2 separate regions of the Homo sapiens genome follow, and region 2 is linked to region 1. The links are chromatin loops, found by intact Hi-C in ENCODE. Cell type or tissue: heart left ventricle. All regions are shown on one strand. Links, peaks and the distances in the headings refer to the core of each region. The heading gives the core; the rest is flanking DNA.

What was found. A loop is a pair of places that touch in the nucleus more often than their neighbours do. Peaks named below come from ENCODE experiments on the same cell type or tissue, not always from the same donor. Only the 100,000 strongest peaks of a DNase experiment are listed, where the experiment ranks them.
Region 2: a loop joins it to region 1, with 3 times the contacts of the local background. A loop is called at or near these places in 19 of 110 quality-filtered maps.

Annotation. Positions count from the first base shown.
Region 1 is chr4:2,218,198-2,223,566 of GRCh38, reverse strand. The region is part of intron 3 of POLN (DNA polymerase nu); the gene reads left to right. Among named protein-coding and RNA genes, the nearest start is that of HAUS3, 21 kb to the left of the region's middle. RefSeq lists an enhancer at 1,482-2,406 and a silencer at 3,348-3,437. In heart left ventricle, for the core only: CTCF peaks have their summits at 3,174 and 3,373 (motif pointing left); a DNase peak (open chromatin) is centred at 3,366.
Region 2 is chr4:2,351,943-2,357,311 of GRCh38, reverse strand. It overlaps ZFYVE28 (zinc finger FYVE-type containing 28), which reads left to right. Exons shown (of 13, transcript NM_020972.3): 2 at 3,239-3,379. Among named protein-coding and RNA genes, the nearest start is that of ZFYVE28, 64 kb to the left of the region's middle. In heart left ventricle, for the core only: CTCF peaks have their summits at 2,929 (motif pointing right) and 3,725; DNase peaks (open chromatin) are centred at 3,521 and 3,701; H3K27ac peaks cover 532 bases.

The DNA of each region.
Region 1 (5,369 bases), core at 292-5,291:
CCTTTTGGCGCCAGGGACTGGTTTCATGGAAGACAATTTTTCCACGGGATGGGGGTCGGGTGGATGCTTTTGGGATGAAACTGTTCCACCTAAGATCGTCAGGCGGTAGATTCTCATAAGGAGCTCGCAACCTATTATCCCTTGCATGTGCAGTTCACAGTACAGTTCTTGCTCCTATGAGAATCTAATGCTGCTGCCTATCTGACAGGAGGCGGAACTCAGGTGGGAATGCTCACTCACCTGCTGCTCTCCTCCTGCTGTGTGGCCTTGTTCCTAGCAGACTACAGACAGGTACTGGTCCTCACTTCAGGGGTTGGGGACCCTTGATCTATGATGTTTTCATAACAATGAAATCACCTAATGATGCATTTCTCAGAACATATCCCTGCATGACTGTAATTATGGCTTGTATATATCTGTGCCAACCCAACCCCCCTCGTCAGGTGGCATTGGCTGAGGCATTTCTTGCAATGTATCACATTTCAGCTTCCCCAGGCTCCATTCTTCTGATCTCCAAGGCCACTCCCCAGTAAACTTTCTGCTGACAAATCTCAGTCTCAGGGAACCTGATCTGCTACAGTTGGTGGCAGGAGTGGTCTGAGAAAGTAGACATGTGATTTTGGAGTTTGGTCTCCCGCAGGTAAGCTGGCACTGATGACCTCATCACAAGTTGTGGGTGCAATACAGATGGTAGCAGTGGAGTTAAAATTTTGGCTCAAGGTGGGTTTGTCTGGCTTACTAGTGGGAGCAGCTGCACCAGCTGGGACAATACTGCACATCTGAGAAGTACAAGGCAGTTGAAGACAATGGAATTGGATGGCTGTGGCTGGGAATAATAGATCCTGTGGAAAAATAAAAAAAAAAAAAAAAAGGCCGTGGGTGATAAGCAATTAAAGGCTAAACGTGAAAGCCAGAGGGCTTCCTGGGCAGCCTATAAAGTGACAGCCTGTAGCCGTAGACCCAAGACTTAGTCCTGATTGCTCCAGAGAAACTTGAATTTTCAGCCCTGGTGGTGTGCTAGGGGTTTTTGTTTTGTTTTGTTTTTTGTTTTTTGGTGATACCTAGGCTGGAGGTCTGATCAGGCTCACTTTAACCTCCGCCTCCGGACCTCAGGTGATTCTTCTGAGTAGCTGAGACTACAGGTGTGCATGCCCGGCTAGTTTTTTTTTTGTTTGTTTGTTTTTTAAGTACACATGGGGTTTCACCATGCTGCCCAGTCTGGTCTCGAATTCCTGGGCATCTTGAGCCTACCAAAGTGCTGGGATTACAGGCATGAGCCACCTCCACCTGGCCAAGATTAAGGTCTTGATCTGAGGAAAGAGGGACCAGACCCTGAGATACAGGATGGGAACCTTTGGATTGGTATATTTAAATCTTGATTGAAATACCACAGGGAGCCAAGAAAAAAAAAATCTTGAGTATCGGACCAGTTTGGGCAACATGGCGAAACCCATGTGAATGCAAAATAACAGGCAGGTCTCAATTTAGAAAGTTTATTTTGCCTAGGTTAAGGACATGCCTATGACACAGCCTTAGGAAGTCCTGAGACGTGCCCAAGGTGGCTGGGGGTAGTTTGCTTTTAAACATTTTAGGAAGACATGAAACCTCAATATGTGTAAGATGTAATTGGTTCGGTCTGGTAAGGCGGGACAACTCGAAGAGGGGGCTTCCAGGTTAGAATTAGATAAGAGGGGCCAGGTGCGATAGCTCACCCCTGTAATCCCAGTATTTTGGGAGGCTGAGGCGGGTGGATCCCTTGAGGTCAGGAGTTCAAGACCAGACTGGCCAACGTGGTGGAACCCTGTCTCTACTAAAAATCGAATATTAGCCGAGCATGGTGGCAGGTGCCTGTAATCCCAGCTGCTCGGGAGGATGAGGCAGGAGAATCCCTTGAACCAGGAAGTGGAGGTTGCAGTGAGCCAAGATCACACCACTGCACTCCAGCCTGAAGGATAGGATGAGACTCTGTTTCAAAAACAAACAAAAAGTAGGTAAGAGACAAAAGGTTGCATTCTTTTGAGTCCTTGATCAGCCTTCCACTGAATACACAATTTAGTGAATCTGTATTTTTACATAAACAGTGGGGAGGGGAAGCAATCAGATCCCCATTTGTCTCAGGTGAACCTCAGAGGCATAGAATTTGACTTTGAATAGAATGGGAGGCAGGTTTGCCCTAAGCAGTTCCCACCTTGACTTTTCCCTTTAGCTTAGTGACTTGGGATTCCCAAGATTTTATTTTCCTTTCACAGTTATCTCTGCAAAAAATTAGTGGGGCATGATGGCACGGAATCCCAGCTATTTGGATGGCTGAGGAAGGGGGACTGTTGCTTGAGCTTGGGAGGTGGAGGTTGCAGGGAGCTGAGATTGTGCCACTGCACTCCAGCCTGGGTAACAGAGTGAGACCCTGTTTCAAAAATAATAATAATAAATTTTATTTAAAAAATAAATCTTGAGTATCAGATACCTCTGAGACCTGCAGAAATGGCCCCACCCTGAGCGCTTCCCCCCACCTTTGCTGGAGAACAATGGAGAGCTTCTGTCTTGAAAAATAAGACATGCTCCGTCATTATGTAATAATACTTCAGGAGAAGTTTTTGGGATGGGGAGGGAGAAACAGAAAAAACAAACAAAGTTCATAATTCCCCAGATCTTTTTGTATAGTTATACACATGCATACGTATGTCATTTCATAAGAAATTGTGAAAAGATTCATAAATGTTTTGTTCAGGCTTTTTCTTTTTTGCGGCCCCCTCCTCCTCTCCTGGTCATTAAGTCACAAAATAACCCTGTCGAAAAGTACTGGGCCTGTTACAGTCCAGTCAAGGGACAGAAACCGTAGAGTAATTTGAACAGGGAATGTTTAAGGCATTACTAACTAGCAGGAGTAGCTACCAGGAATAGCTTTAGAGAAAACTCTAAAGAATCCAGCAAGAGCAGACAGGGAGCAGCCTCCCCTGCTAGGGCTGAAGTGGGGTGCCGAAGGAAGGGACAAATTTAGCAGGGTCTCTCCCCTCAAGGCCGAGATTCAGACTGTCAGAGGTTGTGGATGTAGCCCACTGGGTGGCCAAGAAGTTGGCTGAAGTGCCAGTCAGTCTGGCAAGTGGGAACCCACCTATGGGGTATCACTAAACTCACTGAGAAGTTGGTAGGGGTGCTTGTGAAACTCAGTAGGAAGCTGCCCACGGGGATTGACTGAAACTTGCTGGAGGGCTGGCTAGAATGTCTGCAGAAGTAGCTGGGAAGTGGCCAGTGGGGCTGCTCATGGGTGTCTAGTACACTGGTTAAGAGCTGCAGGAGCAAGAAGAAAGGAAAGCAAAGCAAAGCACAGCAGAGGCCTCATCTCTGACAGCGTCCCTCTAGCACCCTCTGCTGACGGAGCTTAACATCGTGCCAGGTGGCAAAGGAGGTGTATTTTCTGTAGGGCGTGGGGTGCAACGAGGGGTGAATTTGTAGCTGAGAGGCGAATTTGTAGCTGGGAGACAGTATGTTGATAACTGGCACAGGGACGAAAGAGATTCTACTCCAAAGGAACTGCAGGACCTAACTGGCCATATACAAGCAGGCCTGGGAGAGTACCTATGGTGGGCTGGGTCTGAGGGTGCTGGATCAAGGCAGGTGGAACTAAGGTTGGATAAGGGAGAGTTTATTTATGCGGGATCACTTCAGAGACACTGGATTTGACAACCCGATGAAGATTCCAAGAGGTGGTGCCAACATACTGCTAGGATGGCTTTTAGTTCCTTGTAGGAGAGGGTTCATACTAAGTGAAGGAGAAAGATTAGAACTGCCAGGGCAGATGGTAAAAGAAGGCATGAAAAGCCAGGAGAGGTGGACATGCTAGAATGGCCATATTGTGGAGGGCTGGGAAACTCAGCAGGTAACATTGTTCTGCAGAAGGGCGCTCTGGATGCTCTATTTACCGAAGCAATAATGAAAGCTGATGAGGGAGTGGGGAGCATCGGCTTCACTGAGAATCTCAGTGGTGTCTGCTATAGACCAGGGCTGATAATAGGAGATGCCTCCTGATAACAGTCAGGGAGATAGGATCCTGACATAGAGGCCAGGTGGTGCTGCCTGTCAGAAGCAGGGTAGATACAGTTCTCGTAAAGTGACTTCAGACCTGGAACCAACTGACTGAAGGAGAGGCCAGGTCCCCAGGAGGAAGGATTATGCAACACCATAGTGAGTGTATATGGCAGTTATTTTTCCTGTCTTTCCGCCAGGGAAACCTGTGGCCATTTACTCTGGGAACTTATACAAGGGGGAAAGGGATACTGAAACATTCATATGATATTGATACCTGGAGACCTAAAGTATCATCATGGTTTCTCCGTCAGAGGCGCAAGGACTCAAGCAATAAATGGAACCTTGGCCCAGATTACACTATAATGGGAGGGCTCACTCCGAAGCCATTTTCCAAGTCCCCACATGTTATTTGGAATGAACAGACTGTTGGAAGAACCCTCAGGTACTGGCTCCTTGGCCTGAGGATGAGAGCTCTCCTAGTGAGTAAGCTCAAGTGGATGACGCTGAAACTGCCTTCCCAGCAAAGATAGTGAATTAGTATAGCAATATGGCAACCTAGGAGAAATGGCAGAAGTTAGTGCCATCCTTAAACCCCTACAGGATTCAGGGCACAGGGTGGTCCCTGTCATATGTTCATTTAATTCACCAGGTAGGTGCTCACAGAAGTCAGATCCTGGAGAATAACAATTGACACCACAAATAGTTGTGACCAAGTTATAGCCCTAATGACAGCTGGTGGGCTGGATGTGGCATATGCAATTAACAAGGCCTCAGGTATATGAAATGCAATTATTGATTTGGTGAACACATTCTTTTCCATCCCTGCAGAAATATTCACTCTGAATGGACAATATAAATTTGCACCTTGCCCCAGTGCTATGTTATCCCGCCACCCACTGTTTTGATGACATCATGCCAATCAGCATAAGCAAGAAATGGCAAGTTTGTTAGCTGTCTTGCTGTCCAAAACATGGGAGATAAGCACACAGATATTCTGGGGCCCACCACAACCATGAAGTTTTTGGAAGTTCAGTGGTCTGAGGATAGGTAGGATATCCCCTTGCAAGTAAAGGACAAATTAGTGCCTTTTTTTTTTTAAGGCAGTTTCACCCTTGTTGCCCAGGCTGGAGTGCAATGGCACAATCTCAGCTCACCACAACCTCCGCCTTCCAGGTTCAAGCGATTCTCCTGCCTCAGCCTCCCAAGTAGCTGGGATCACAGGGATGCGCCACCATGCCTGGCTAATTTTTTTTTTTTTTTTTTGTATTTTTAGTAGAGACGGGCTTTCTCCATGTTGGTCAGGGTGGTCTCGAACTCCCGACCTTAGATGATCCGCCTGCCTT
Region 2 (5,369 bases), core at 188-5,187, 130 kb before region 1:
GCAGGTCCCGGGCCCAGGTGAGCAAGCTGGTGGCCACCCCAGAAGCTGGGTCAGAATTCTAGGGGAGGGGAAGCTGGCGGTCACCCCATAAGCAAGGTCAGAATTCTGGGGACTGCGCTGGGTGCGGTGGCTCACGCCTGTAATCCCAGCACTTTGGGAGGCCGAGGCGGATGGATCATTTGAGGTCAGGAGCTCGAGACCAGCCCAGGCAACACAGTGAAACCCTGTCTCTACTAAAAATACAAAAATTAGCTGGATGTGGTGGTGGGATTACACCTGTAATCCCAGCTACTTGGGAGGCTGAGATGGGATGATTGCTTGAGCCTGGGAGGTGGAGGTTGCAGTGAGCTGAGATCACACCAGCCTGGGCAGCAGAGTGTACTCCAGCCTGGACAGCAGAGTGAGACTCCGTCTCAAAAAAAATGACCTTTGCATCTGAAGCAAAGGTCAAGGGCCCAGTTGCTCATCTGTAAGTTGACAGCTACAAGGCTTCGAAAGTGCAGCACTCCCTGGGGCTCGGGCCTTGGGGAAGGGCCAGGAGGGGCCTTTTGGGCCTCACTTTCCCCGCCTCCCCTCCTCTCCTTCCACGCAGTAGAGCAGGAACAAGGTTAAGAGTGTCTCCTGCCTCCCAACCCCACTCTTCTTCCCATTTCATCACGGAGGGGTCGCTGGGCGACTGCGACCTTGTGGCTCTCCGGGGTTGCCTGGGCCCATGGAGGGAATGTGTTTACTTCCAGAAAGGCACAAAGTGCAGGGACACAGCAGTGGTGCTGAGAGGGTGGGAGCAGATGGCAGCCAGTGCCCACCGTCCATCTCTGTGTCTCTGGCATCTGTGAGCACACCAACGGCCGGGGGGGCAGGCACATCAACGGCCGGGGAGGGGGCGGGCACACCAACTGCCGGGGGGGCGGGGTCTGGGTCTGTCTTGCTCTGGGCTGTGTCCCAGGTCCAGATCGGCTCCTAGCAGAGTGGTTGCTCAGGCAGCATCTGCCGGAGAGCGAGTGGGTGCAGAGGCTCCGTCAGCCTCCTGTGAACAGTCCCAGGGAAGGCTTCCCATTGGCTGCCCAGGTCTCAGGTGCATGCAGCCGTCGCTGGAGCCCAGGCAGGGGGGCAGTGGATGGCCTCGTGTGGGTCTGCTCAGCCTCACTGGGGTTTGCTCTCCCCACCCCAGGGGTCTGGGCCAGTGTCTTGAGCTGATCCAGAGAGTGAGGACTGGAGGGCCAGGAAAGAGTCAGGACAAAGTGACCCTGGCCAAGGCCACACAGAGGGGAGGGGTGGCAGGCCAGAGCACACGGAGGAAACGGCCCCGACGGAGATGGGAGTCTGTGGGGAACACGGCCAGCGCATTCGAACTGTGCGCGATTTGGTATATTCTCCTCTCCTCTGTCTTTCTCTCTGTGATTATAAAGAGTCCTTTTTATAAAAATAGGTTCAGGCCAGGCACAGTGACTCACTTCTATAATCTCCGCAACTTTGGGAGGCCAAGGTGGGAGGATGGCTTCAGGCCAGGAGTTCAAGACCAGGCTGGGCAACACAGGGAGACCCCATCTCTAGAAAAAATTTAAAATTAGCTGAATATAGTGATGTGTGCCTATAGTCTCAGCTACTTGGGAGGCTGAGGCAGGAGGATCTCTTGAGCCCAGGAGGCGGAGGTTGCAGTGAGCCATGCTCATGCCACTGTACTCCAGCCTGGGCAACAGAGTGAGACCCTGTCTCAAAAAATACGTATATAGGCTGGGCACAGTGGCTCAGGCCTGTAATCCCAGCACTTTGGAAGGCTGAGGCGGGTGGATCACGAGGTCAGGAGTTTGAGAGCAGCCTGGCCAACATAGTAAAACCCCATCTCTACAGAAAATACAAAAATTGGCCGGGCGTGGTGATGGATGCCTATAATCCCAGCTATTCGGGAGGCTGAGGCAGGAGAATCGCTTGAACCCAGGAGGCAGAGGTTGCAGTCAACTAAGATCACGCCACTGCACTCCAGCCTGGGCGACAGAGTGAGACTCTGTCTCAAAAAAAAAAAAAAAAAGAAGAATCATTATATATATATATATATATATATATATATATATATATATATATATATATATATATATATATATATATATATATTTTCAAGGACTTCATCACTTTTGTAAGGGGCTTCTTTGAATCCTCGAAACTCTGATCCAGGGGAACAAGCTGTTTGCATCCTGGGGCAGTGGGAACCTCACGTGCCAAGGGACGGTGGCCGTGCTGTGTGCGTAGAGCACCAAGGAGGCCAGGCGGGGTTGGGGCGTGTGGTGGTTGCAGTTGAAGACCAGCTTCTGAGCCCCTGCGTGTTTGGTGGGAGGGGAACCTCTGAGCGTAGAGTTTCCTGCCACAGTGCACTGGTGTGGAAACTGAGATGCTGTGAAGTTCCTAGAGAAGTGGGGGGTGTGTGGCAAATTGTTTCTGAATCATGGGAAATGGTTTATGATGCACTGTCAATCATTCTTCACTTAAGTGTAGTAAATTTTATTGTTATTCTGGGCCACTTCATATTTTGGTTTTGTGAATAAAAAAATATTTCCTGGCCGGGCACAGTGGCTCATGTTTGTAATCCCAGCACTTTGGGAGGCTGAGGCGCGTGGATCACCTGAGGTCAGGAGTTCGAGACTAGCCTGGCCAATATGGCGAAACCCCGTCTCTACTAAAAATACAAAAATTATCCAGGCATGACAGCGGGCACCTATAATCCCAGTTACTGGGGAGGCTGAGACAGTAGAATCGCTTGAACCCAGGAGGCGGAGGTTGCAGTGAGTTGGGATCGTGCCATTGCACTCCAGCCTGTGCAACAAGAGTGAAACTCCATCTCAAAAAAAAAAAAAAAAAAAAAATTTCCTGAGAGCTGCTTTTGTCGCCTGGAGCGCCGGGGACCCCACTCTTCCCAGAGCCCCTTTTCTGTGGGCTCTCCACCAGAGGGAGCGTGAGGACCTTGTGTCTGGGGTGCAGCAAAGGATCTGGATTCCCCACAGTCCTGGGGTGAAATGCAGGGGCCCTGGGGACCCTTGAATCAGGGGTTGAGCTGGCAGCCTGAGCCTCAGCTTTAGTTGTTTCCCTCTAGATCCTGGTGTGGAAAGCTGATAAAAGAGCCGGCTGCTGCTCAGGGTGGAAGGTCCCAGGCTGAGCCCACACATGGCCTGGGGACAAGGCAACCAACCGAGGCATCCCCTCCAGTTCCCCACCCACTCATGGCCCTGGCCCCTCTCTCCTGCAGAGGTCGGATCCGCAGCTGCTTGCCCGGTTCTACTATGCCGACGAGGAGCTGAACCAGGTGGCCGCGGAGCTGGACAGCCTGGATGGGCGGAAGGACCCCCAGCGGTGCACGCTGCTGGTCAGCCAGTTCCGCTCCTGTCAGGTGAGCCACGGGGCAGCAGAAGCTGGCTGGCCCCGCTGGGCATTGGACAGAGTGGCCTGTCCTCAGTAGACCAAGGCTTTGTCACCTGCTGGCCCCCTGTGGTGGCGTTGTCAGGGTCGGGTGCTAGAGAAGCCAGGCCCAGGAAGAGGGACCATCCCGGGCAGGATGCGTGGGGTGGGTAGCCGGGCTGGAAGTGAGAAACCGCACGGGACACTTGGGGGAGCAGAGGCTGGGAGAGCGGGGGCAGGGGGTGCGGAGTGAGCAGGCTTCTGAGCCAAGGGGCAGCCAGTGTGGGAGGGGTGGGCCTGCCCAGGTGCTGGTGCAGAGCTTGGGTACCATGCAGTGGTCACACTCTGCCACTGACTAATGGTGCTGCCAGCATCTGCTGCATAATTGACAGATGGCCCTGGAAGCTGCCGCTAAAAATACCCTGGCCGAGGTTTTCTTCCCAGTACACCAAGCACTCAGAGGCATTTCCAACACAACGGCAAACGGCATGCTGCAAAGTTTTATCAAGTGATGACGAGGGGTTTTCACAAAGTTCCGGAATGTTCTTGGTGTACTCTTCCCACAGGGTCTTGCTGAATCCTTGCGGCCATGGGAGGTGGGGCCTGACACATGCTCCTCCAACAGGGGGGAGTCTATCACTGTGTCACCGTGGTCCTGAGGGTCCCACCCTGTGGGGCTCCTGCAAAGTGGCCAAGCTGGCTGCACCCCAGCCCTGGCTCTGGGCCTGGCCCTGCTGCGGTGGGAACTCAGCAGCATTAGGGCCCTGTGTGTGGCCAGGACAACTTTTCTGGCCGGATCAGGCTCTGGGCTCTTTTTTGGGCTGTTCAGTGGCAGCCTCCACCTTCCATGTGTTCAGATGTTCCCACAGATGTTCTGGCCCCTCCAGGGACAGCCTCTGTGGGTGGGGAGAGTCCCTGCCCCCAGGAGCTCAGGTTAGAAAGACCTTCTGCCCAGGGGACAGGTGCTGGGGGCCCTGGAGCCTGGAGGAGGAAAGTGCCACGGAGGAGAGGTGCTAGACCTGCCCCGTGGCCCCACCGATGAGGAAGGGGGATCAGATGCTATTCCTCATGGCAACCTTTGGGGAGGGGCTCTGTTCCCTTTACATGCTCTGTGACCTGTGTGCTTTTTTGTTGACTGACAGAGTTGATGATAAAGCCTGGTTTTAAGTGAGTTTGAGAGGTGGGGGCTGCCAAGCTAGGTGGCCCCTTCTCAGGCTTCCCGCTGCCACAGGCTTTAATTGGGATGTATCACCGTGAGAACTGCCCTGTGAGAAGGATCTGGAGGGGGATGCTCCCAGCATAGTGAAGGCCTTAAACACTCAGGTTCTTCTCCTTGCTGCTGGGGTCTTTGAAGGAACTGAGAGGGTGTGGACACTGTCCAGGTCCCTCAGCATCATCTGATTCGGGCTCACTTCTGTCCACTCCGCTCCAGGGCCCTGCCTCTGGCTCATCTCGTATCCCACTGGCTCCTTTGTGACCCTTCTTCCCTCTTCCACGCCTCCCCCTCTTCCTCCCTCCTCCTATCTCCCCTTCCTCCCCCAGCCTCCTCCATGTGGGTCCCACGCCCAGTCCTTGGCCTCTTCCTGTCCACCCCCCGACATGGCGGCCTCATCCTGCTCCATGTCTGTGCTGAGCACCCCCAGGGGAGGCTCTCAGCTTCTCCTCCCCGCAGATCCAGGTGTGCTCCCCGGTGTTCCTCCCAGCTCCCTGAGGGCATCTCACAGGGCCCACCTTACGCCCAGCACAGCTGGACATTGAACAACATGGTTTGAACTGCACAGGTCCATTTATACATGCATTGTTTCAACCTAACTTGGATCTAAAATACAGTATTCTCAGGACACAAAACCCACATATATGGAGGGCTGTGCAAGTTCCGCTGGTCCAGCCGTGGGACTTGAGTATGTGCAGATATGATATACGCTGGGGGTCCTGGAACCTGTCCCCTGCGTGTACTGAGGGATAATTGTATTTCATGTCTT